2 separate regions of the Mus musculus genome follow, and region 2 is linked to region 1. A link is a loop called in an ENCODE intact Hi-C map of the cell type or tissue named here. Cell type or tissue: left cerebral cortex. All regions are shown on one strand.

Region 1 (5,000 bases):
AGCGCCTTCTAGCAGACAGTTCCATGCTGTGAGGAACAGAGAGGAAGCTATCAACAGGCTTTCGACATCCAGAAATCCTCTCCTCATCACGATCAAAAGAGTCAACTCTGTCCCAGTTCAGGAAGTTGGGTGTCTAAAAGTTTGTCAGATTCAAATGAGGAGTGATGTCCAGTGCAGATTCACAGTAGAAAAGATGCCAAAGGGTTGGGAGAGTGAAGACAGGATCTAGAACACAGCTGCAGTCACATCTTACTTAAAAGCAGTCAGATAGGGCTATGAAGATGGCCACTTGGGAGAAGTGTTTGTTGTACAAGTATGAGGACTGGAATGCAGATTCCCCCAGGCCCTCTAAGAGCCTGCTGAAGTAGTATTGTCTGCAATCCTGGGACCCTATGATCAGATGGGAAGTAGAAACAAGAAAATTCCCAAAAGCACACAGGCCAGTTATATGCAGCAGCTATGACACTGCCTCAAACATGACAGAAGGTAAGGACTGACACTGGAGCTTGTCCTCTGAATGGCACGCTTGTGGAGAGAGAGAGAGAGAGAGAGAGAGAGAGAGAGAGAGAGAGAGAGAGAGAGAGCCCACTCACACAGACACATGCACATGCATGCACTCAAACACGCAGAAAACACATACACCCACACACACATGCACAAGCACACATACACACCCACACCACAGCAATAGTCTGTGAGGAAACAGTGTGAACTGTGCATTCAAGAGCAGATCATCTCCAAAGGTGACAAAGGTTCAGCAAACACCCAGAACCAACACATTTAACATGAGGAACTAGAGCTGTGCCCCTTCCTGTTCACCAACCACTTTGATTAGTAAGAAGGTTAACTTTCATTGCTAAAATGACAGGATCTAGAGTCACCAGCAAGTAGGTCTCCAGCATGCCTAGAAGGAATTATCTAGATTAGGTGGACTGAGGTGAGAAGAGCCATCTTTTGTAGATAGCACCATTTCAGGAATTGGAGCTCCCGGGTGAATAAAAAAATGGAGAGACCTGAAACAATGGCCCCAATCCCACTCCACTTCCAGACTGTGGGTGGAGTGGGGCAGCTGCCCTCTGTCCTGGTGCTGAAGCTTTGGGTTGTGGTTTGAGTTGGCCACCTGTCATTTGGAAGTTGAAGTGGATGAAGGATTTAGAATCCACAAATTCTTCTGGAAGGAGAGGGCAGGAGGTGGGACAGCTCAGCAGGAGGTCGGTGTCAGATTTCAAGGTCAGCCCTTCACTGCTTCACCAGAGTTGTCACCTAAGAAGTTTTCTCCCTTGAAAACTGGAAGCCACTGAATAATAATGACAATAATGAGAAGAAGAGGCAGGAAGGGAGAGGAGGGAGGAAGACAGAAGTGGGAGGAGGAAGGTGGAAGAAGAGAGCTGCAGCCATCTGCAGAAGTTGCTCCCTCCCCTCAGCATCCTGTGTGTGCAGCAGACATAGACTTCCCAGGAGAAGCATCCACCACCCTCTCCCACCAAACGGCACAGTTGATAAAGGATAGGAAGTCTCACTACCTGCGTTTGGTCTTCACCTTTTCCCATTCATTACTCCATTTTACCACTGACCTCTCTCTCCCTTCCCTTGCACCTAAAATTCTCCTCTACCTTCCTCTGTTGAGTGACTTGCCAGCCTAGAGGGTTTTCTTAACTAACCCATAGTGACTGTGTAGGTCCTGGAGCAGCCAAGCAAAGATGGGGAGGAGAGGCCGTTTCATTGCACCCATAAAACATTGCATTCCCCAGGCACTATGTGCGACATTATGTTTACACACTCACCTGCATGCTCATCACACAAGGTTCAGAAGAAACAGCTGGAGCTACCGGGCCTGTGCTACAGTCTGCTGTTAAGGGAACTTGCCAAGCTTCAGTGAAGCAGCCAGATGATAACATGCTGACAGGAATGTCCACGAGGGGGCACACTTGCTTTCTCCATGGGTTTTGGATCACTGAGAAGAACTAGACTTCTGCCTGTAGCTCCTTCCCAAATCTGATTACCATTTAACACTGTAATATCTTCCCTAATGAGCTCTGTAAGCTGTGCCGCAGGCCTTACTAAGGCTGTGTGGTCCTGTCCTTGTAGCTGTGTTGGTATCTGTAAAGGTAGTTTGGGGATTCACATTTTCGAGCAAAAATACTTAGATGCAAAAACTAACCACAGGGAGCTATCATTGGCTGAGCACTCTCCACATTCATCATAGTATTCAGCCAAGCATGGTGGTTTAGGTCTATAATCCCAGTACTAAGGAAGCTGAGTCAGGAGGACCACTGCAAGTTCAAGGTCAGTCTGGGGCACACAGCAAGTGCCAGGCCAGCCAAGGATGCAAAATAAGGAGAAAGGGAGGGGAGGGGAGGGATGAGGGGAGGGGAGAGGGGAGGGGAGGGAGGGGAGAGGGGAGGGGAGGGGAGGGGAGGGGAGAGGAGAGGAAACAAGTGAGAGACATAGGATGGAAAGAGGAAGGAAGGAAGGAATTGCCTTAGGCTACTATTATCCTCAATGAACAATTTAGAAAATGAAGGCTGGACATTTCATTAGCACATCTAAGATCACCCAGCTAACTTGTGGAAGACAAGAGCATTGTTGGAAGTCAACAAACCAGAATGGAAGTTCTTCATTGACAGCGAAAGCATATGCAAAATGATTTCCTGAATATGCATATGAATAATAATGAGTCTTTTCATACTTAGACCTGTTTGGCTGAAGACATATTTTTTTCCTTCAAACTTTGCTTAAGATCCAGTAATAAATATGCAGCTTTATTGAGCTCAGTGATCTGGACATGGTATTTAGCATGACATGGAAGCAAACATTTCAAACATGTTAGCTGCCATCCTATAAGATGTGCAACTGAAAACATTTATAGGTAATTACAATGTTTTAATATGTAAACACACAAGAGGGACTTTGTGGGAATGCCACTCTTACCTGTGTAGAAATGGGATGCTACTGAGGATGGAGGGATAGCCTGCAGAGTACTCTCCCACTCCCTGGGCACAGTTCCCAGGACTCTTGCTTCAAGTATCTTAATTTACAGGACAAACAGTCTTGTGGTATATAAAAAGTAATCTAGGAATCAATTTTGAATATATTTCTCAGTCCTGGCTTTGAAAACATAGACGCAATGATACAATAGAATGTTCCCCTGATACTTTGTTCCTTCTTAGAATGGGGAACAAAATACCCATGAAGGAGTTACAGAGACAAATTTCAGAGTTGAGATGGAAGGAAGGACCATCCAGAGACTGCCCCACCTGGGGATCCATCCCATAAACAACCACCAAATCCAGACACTATTGCATATGCCAGCAAGATGTTGCTGACAGGACCCTAATATAGCTGTTTCTTGTGAGGCTTTGCCTGAGCCTGGCAATAGAGAAGTGGATGCTCACAGTCATCTATTGGTTAGAACACAGGGCCCCAATGGAGGAGTGAGAGAAAGTACCCAAGGAGCTGAAGAGGTCTGCAACCCTATAGGAGGAACAACAGTATGAACTAACCAGTACCCGCAGAGCTCACGTCTCTAGTTTCATATGTAACAGAAGATGGCCTAGTCAGCCATCAATGGGAGGGGAGGCCCTTAGTCTTGCGAAGATTATATGCCCCAGGTCAGGGGAATGCCAGGGCCAGGAAGCAGGAGTGGGTGGGTTGGGGAGCAGGGTGGGTATAGGAGACTTTCAGGATAGCATTTGAGATGTAAATGAAGAAAATATCTAATAAAGAAAATTTCAAAAGTTAAAAAAGAAAAGAAAAGGAAAACTGTTCCTCTGAAGACCTTAGTCTTTGGACAATGACAAGTGCATTTGAGTTCACCATGACAGAATTTGCAGCACATTAAGGAGGGGAGAGCTGAAATGAATGCTGCCTCTCGATGCCTCCTCATGAAACAAGCATTATTAGTACTCCCCTTGCACTGAATTAAGGACTAGGCAAGGGTAATCTTATAGGATACACAGCACACCTCCAAAGTGCAAAACATTTTAGGTTACAAATTTCACCTGAGCCTGGCATTTTTACCTATCAGTAAAATATTTGAAAATATTTCTCCTGAGCTCAGTAGATGTCTTAGTCAGTAAAGCACCTCCTGTGGGAACGTGGGGAGCTGAGGTGGCATGCCCAGCACCCACAGAAGGGCTTGACTGCTTAAGCATTAGCATTAACCAAAAGCCCCCACCACAGTGAGCGTGTCCACTGTTTATGACAAATCAGATCCTTTGTGTCTCATGGGATGCTTAAATGGGTGGGGTGGGTTTTCACTGGCTGAACAAAGCCGTTTACTTTAAGAACATTTTTGTGTACGTGCATGTGGTGGTTTGAATATACTTGGCCCAGGAAGTGCCACTATTAGGTGTGGCCTTGTTGGAGTAGATGTGGCCTAGGTGGAGGAAGGGTGTCATTGTGGGGTGGGGCTTTGAGACCCTTCTCCTAGCTGCCTGGGAGCCAAGCTTCTCTTCTGAGACCTCTTGAGCCAGGAGGCTTACACAGTTCAAATCACCTTCAGCACAGCCATCTTCCACGTTTCTACAAGAATGGCCCAGTGAGCCTACTTAAAGCTTTCCACTGCTCTCTAGAGTCCCAAGATCTACATTCCTCCAGACAAAAGCATGGCCATGCCTATCACAGCAAACACAGTACAGAAGGCACCAACTTTTGTCTTATTTAGGATTTCCATTGCTGTGAAGAAAACCATAACCAAGGTAACTTATAAAACCATTTAACACTTAATTGAGGCTGGCTCACAGGTTCAGAGGTTCAGTCCATTATCATTACGACAAGAAAGCAGATATGGAGCTGGAGGAGCTGAGAGTTCTTTACATCTTGATGAGAAGGCAGCCCAGAAAAGATGGCTCTGAGGCAGCTATGAGAAGGATCTTAAAGCCCACCCCCACCGTGACACACTTCCTCTGAAGCCACACCTCCTAAGAGTGCAGCCTCCTTTTAGGCAACAAAATTCTTAGACTTTAAAACAAACAAACGAACAAAACCAAACTTTTTTC
Region 2 (5,000 bases), 710 kb after region 1:
CACTAAAGAACAAGGAGGGTTGTGACACTCTCAACAAGCTAAAGAGTCACTAAGACAAAACCCCAGGAAGGGTGCTGCTCTCTGCTTGACCCATTCTCTCAGAGCCATGGGTGGAGACGGGGACTCAGCTGCCCCAGGAAGGGGCCATGTCTCTTCAGCACCCCCTCACTCTCTGCTTCCCATCCTCTATGCCTTCACACACACACACACACACACACACACACACACACACACACACACACACCTGCCCCAGCCTGCAAACAGTCCCTGGATGATCAGACGACGATGCAAACTTGGAAAAGGAGTTTGGCAGGCGTTATAGGCCACCCTAGGCCCTGGGTAATCTTTAAACTAAAGACAGGAGAGTTGCCCAGGGGGCCACAGAACCCCTAAAAAAGAAACTTATGACCAGGCCTGGAGGAAATAATTTCTGTCTAGTTCCTGCATTTCCCTTCAAACCTATACCATAGGGTTCCTGCCACCCACCACCACACTCCTTGCCAAAGGCTCAGTGGGATTTCTGTCTTAGCAAATTTCTCTCAATTACACAGAATTCTTTTAATAATTTTCTTTTCAGAAAGCACTCAGTGGGGACATGCTGATGCCCCACTAAGAGCTAGTTCCTTAGGGTTAATTCTGGCACTAAATCACATTATTGAGCACACAGTATACCAGAGCCACTCAAAGTGTTTCTTCCAAACAAGTCTTACTTAATCTTGGGAATAAGACCACCATGAAACTGGGTCTATTGACACATCCGTCTTGCCATCAAGATGCTACAGCTCAGAGAGGTTATTTGATTTGCCCAAGGACACACAGCTAAGGACAGGCAGAATATGCACTCAACCTTGACAGCTAGGCATTCAACTGCCCTGGGTCACTTCCACTGATGCTAGAATCCCATTCTTCAGCAGAGTCCTGTCTCTGAGCAGGAAATGAAGGGGGGAAAGGGAAGTTCCAAGCCACCAAAGTTTCATGACACTGCACTGCCACTCTGCCTGGAACCAGGCACTTCCTCCCAGTCCCTTCTAGGCCTTTCCACCATGTGGCTAAGGAAACTGTCCACGAGTATCATCTTCCACTGGGATCTCAGAGGCTGTTCACCTGGCCCCAATGGGTTTGTAGCCCTCTTCAGAATGCAGTAGCATCCATAGGGACATGAGTATTAATACAAGAGCCAGCCTATGCAGGACCACTGAGCTTCAAGGTGGCCAGCTGCCACCCAAATGACTCAGGAGGAAGGGACCACTCCCTCAAGACTCATCAGCAAGTCGTCAGATTGATAAGACAAGCCCAGCCCAGCAAGCATGGGGGAAGCAAAGGATTCAACCCCACTAATCATTCAAAACAGCCAAGGTGGCAGCCTCGGCAAGGACAGCAAGTGCCTCCCAGCACAAGGCCTGCCGAATCACACCTGGGAGAGAGTCCCGAGAACGAGCTGAATCTCCGGGGCCCAAATGGTCTCCATCCCAGTCATGCCCCAAGAAGCACCATACACAGACGCAACATTTACCCTTGGCTGCCAGGGACAGAGCCTGGTAGAAGTGCCAACGGATTCCAAGAACTTTGCCTGGCTGTCCCTGTCTGTGAGGCTAAGGAGCAGAATTTGGGGACTAGGGTGGAAGCCATGTGCCTCTGGTCTACACTTCCCAGACCATGTGGAAGGGACAGGAAGGTGAGGGCCTGGTGACTAGAGCACACTAACTGCGGTCCCAGGCTGAACTCCGCCGCAGGACATGATGAGCCCTGTTGTCCCAGAGACCCTCCCAAGGGGACAGTTTTACACAAACAGTGATGTCCCAAAAAGGGACCCTGACAGCCCTGGCCAAAATGGGGGTGCTAGCTTAGAGCTGCTTAAAGCAACCCACATCCTTCTCCTTTCGGGGGGGCCTCCCCTTAGGCAAGCCACAGAGTCCAACTGGGACTGCTCCCCACCAGCCACACCTTGTGAGCTTATTAGGAAATCAACAGCACATAAGCACAGTTCTTGTCACCAAGCATCCAAGATCCCCGGTCGGTCCCTCCAAGCAAGCACAATGCGCCTGCAGGAGTTGCTGCCCAGTTACCAACTTCACCCAGGCGATGGTCAAGCATCCCTAGACCACCACAGCCCTGACCCACGTCCCAGCTGCCCGGGCTTACTTACACTTCTGCCTTCGCCACCTGTGTGGGTGTCGAGCTCGTCCTGGGCTGGACGCGGTGTCGTGGCTCCGTCCTGGGGCTCGCTTCCCGCTCGCAGCCCCAGCCTCAACCTCTTCTGCTCCGGAGCGTCGTCCTCCCTCCTCTGCCGGCCCTCCCTGCCTCCTCTCAGCTTGTCTGCATCTTCAGGGCTGCCTGGGGGGCTGGCCATGGCTCTAGGTGGGGGCTCTCGATGCCTGATCTTGGGGATGAGGAAAGAAGCAGGCGCCTCCCGCTGCAAGCCGCCTCGCGGTGGCAGTGGGGTTTCTGCGCTCGGACTCCGGGTCCGCGCCGGGCAGCTCTGTACAACTCTGCTGGCTCGCCACCGCCCTCTGCTGGCCGTAATGGGCACTGCGGGTGACGGGTCAATCCTGGGCGCCCACTAGAGCAAGTACCTAATGGACAGCCATTGAGGCAAAGCCATGTCTCCAGCCAGGTCTCACCCCATGCCCTAGGAAGGAAAGTAGAGGAGAGACTCCCAAAGAGTTTGGGAGAGGATGGACAGCGCAGTCACCCTTATCTTTGGCTCTGTATTTGGAATGGTTTGGAGCAGCCTAGAAAACGACATGGAGAACTCTCAAGAAGAACGTGTTCTGAGCAAAGGCTGGGTCTATCCACCTACACTGGGGGATGCGAAGCAAAGAAGCTGGAGGTCAACAGGTACACTCCCTTTCCTGTTTTCTGTCTTTCCCTCATTTAGTTGTTCTTATTGTTTGTTTGGGGTGTTGTTGTTTTTCCTGAGACAGGGTCTCCCTATGTACACCAGGCTGGCCTCAGTCTCTGAGATGTGGCTCTGCCTCTTGACCACTACTGGCTCTTTATATTTTAGTCATAATTTGGCTTACTTATTCATGTGCGTGTGCGTGTGCGTGTGTGTGTGTGTGTGTGTGTGTGTGTGTGTCTGTGTGTGTCTGTGTCTGTGTCTGTGTGTGTGTGTCTGTGTGTGTCTATGTCCCTGTGTGCACGCATGCGCATGAATATGTGTGCAACACCCACGCAGCCTGATGTGTGAGAGATTTGGGAAACAGCTTCATACAGGGCTGTGGAGCAGATAGATAATTATACCAGGAGGTCCCAGAGAAAGATAATGTTTTGGGCTCAGAAGCTCCCATAGAAGACTCCAGCCAAGTCTTTCTCAGGACTGTTACATTGAAATGTAAAATGTACATATACTCACACACACACACACACACACACACACACACACACACAAAGACTTGGTCTTCAGAAAGCGGGCTGTTTGGGAGACTATTAACCTTGTAGAAATGGGATCTAGCTAGAGGAAGTAATTCTCTGGGATTCCAACCTGAACCCTCTGCCTCCTGACCTGCACACATGTGATCGAGCAGTGCTGAGCTGCCTGCTGCCACAGAGCTGCCTGCCGCCATGCCTTCTCTGTTGTAATGGGTGGGAGCTTCAAACTGTGAGCCAAAATAAGGCTCTCCTCCAGAAAGTTGCTTCAGGGAAATACTTAATCACAAGGAAAAAAAAAAACCCTCTAGGCCTTCAGACTCACCATCTCAAGAGTATAGGTTCTATCTTTTCTAGAATGTTCTCAGTAGTTCATAGTGTGAAAGAGATGAACATGAGTTCTCATGGGCAATGGGACAAAATACACAATGGTTTCAGTTATATGTGCAAAGCTCCACTCTCTGAGAGGGAACTGGGATTCTATACTTGATTGTGTGTGTGTGTGTGTGTGTGTGTGTGTGTGTGTGTGTGTGTATGCGTGTGTATGTACATGCATATGTGGGTACACATGATACATATGGTCAGTGTTGAGTATCTTCTTCAGTTCTTCCCCATCTTAATGTCTGAAACAAGGTCTCTCACTGAACCTGACAGTTACTGGTTTGCCTAGGCTGGCTGGCCAGCAAGCCCCAGGAATCCCTCTGTCTCTGCCTCCCCAATTCAGGCATTACAGACATATACCCCTGCATTCAACTTTTATGGAATGCTGGGGATTGAAGTCAGGTCCTCTTGCTTATAGAACAAGCACTTTACTGAATGAGCCAGCTCCCCAGTTCCCTGCATCCACACTTATAAGGGTGTCCATGACCCCCAAAAGACAAGAACCAACTTGTATACATATCCCAATATTTAATGTTTGGTTTATTGGAAATGATGGAGAAGAGGGAAGTGGAGGGATAGGCTCTCCTAGTCAGCGTGCTATGTATTTGAAGTATTTCATGTGACTCATCTATTTTCTTTCTTGCATTAAGAAAATTTTCCCACCACTCAGGTTTTCAGATAGGCTGAGGGGAAAGCTCTTGATGGTTTTGATGGTTTTCAGGATTGGTAAGAGCCCAGCTAACAGTTGGAAATACCAGTAGCTGGCAGTTGATGGAGTTTCCTAAGGGTTAGGTTCTGTCCCTGTGCAAAGAATTAAAAAGAGTTCACACTGCTCCCTGACACACTGCTCCCTGACACACTGCTCCCTGACACACTGCTCCCTGACACACTGCTTCCTGACACACTGCTCCCTGACACCATCCACCACTGACAGCTTTACATGCGCCATGCCATCCGATCTGAGGCTCTCTGAATTCAGCTCCATCTCCTGGGTGTCACTGTGTAGCCCTGGCTGTCCTGGAACTTGCAATCCAGATCGAACTCAAACTCAAACTATCCTCTATCCAAGCCACCGCAAACTCAAGGCTATCTTACCTCGGCTTCTTAAGTGCTAGACTTTCATGTGTGAGCCATCATTCTAGTTCTCTTCCATGTTTACAGACAACCAAAGAAAAGGCAGAGCTATGGCAGAGCCAGCAGCACACCTTCATATTGTGATGGTATGTATTTTGTTTCCTTACTAAACTGGA

Evidence for each region. Hi-C counts contacts between places; a loop is a spot of excess contacts. Peaks named below come from ENCODE experiments on the same cell type or tissue, not always from the same donor. Only the 100,000 strongest peaks of a DNase experiment are listed, where the experiment ranks them.
Region 2: it touches region 1 in a loop (2.6-fold over the local background); 2 of 42 quality-filtered maps call a loop at or near these places.

The regions. Positions count from the first base shown.
Region 1 is chr16:6,015,771-6,020,770 of GRCm38, reverse strand. It overlaps a transcript of Rbfox1 not described here. Among named protein-coding and RNA genes, the nearest start is that of 1700123O21Rik, 43 kb to the right of the region's middle. In left cerebral cortex, a CTCF peak has its summit at 1,917 (motif pointing right); DNase peaks (open chromatin) are centred at 1,919 and 2,982.
Region 2 is chr16:5,304,291-5,309,290 of GRCm38, reverse strand. It overlaps Gm52265 (a long non-coding RNA gene), which reads left to right and starts at 2,627. Exons shown (of 3, transcript XR_003951975.1): 1 at 2,627-2,838. It overlaps Gm41414 (predicted gene, 41414), which reads right to left and starts at 2,453. Exons shown (of 3, transcript NR_169081.1): 1 at 2,147-2,453. In left cerebral cortex, a CTCF peak has its summit at 2,510 (motif pointing left); a DNase peak (open chromatin) is centred at 2,503; H3K4me3 peaks cover 748 bases; H3K27ac peaks cover 172 bases.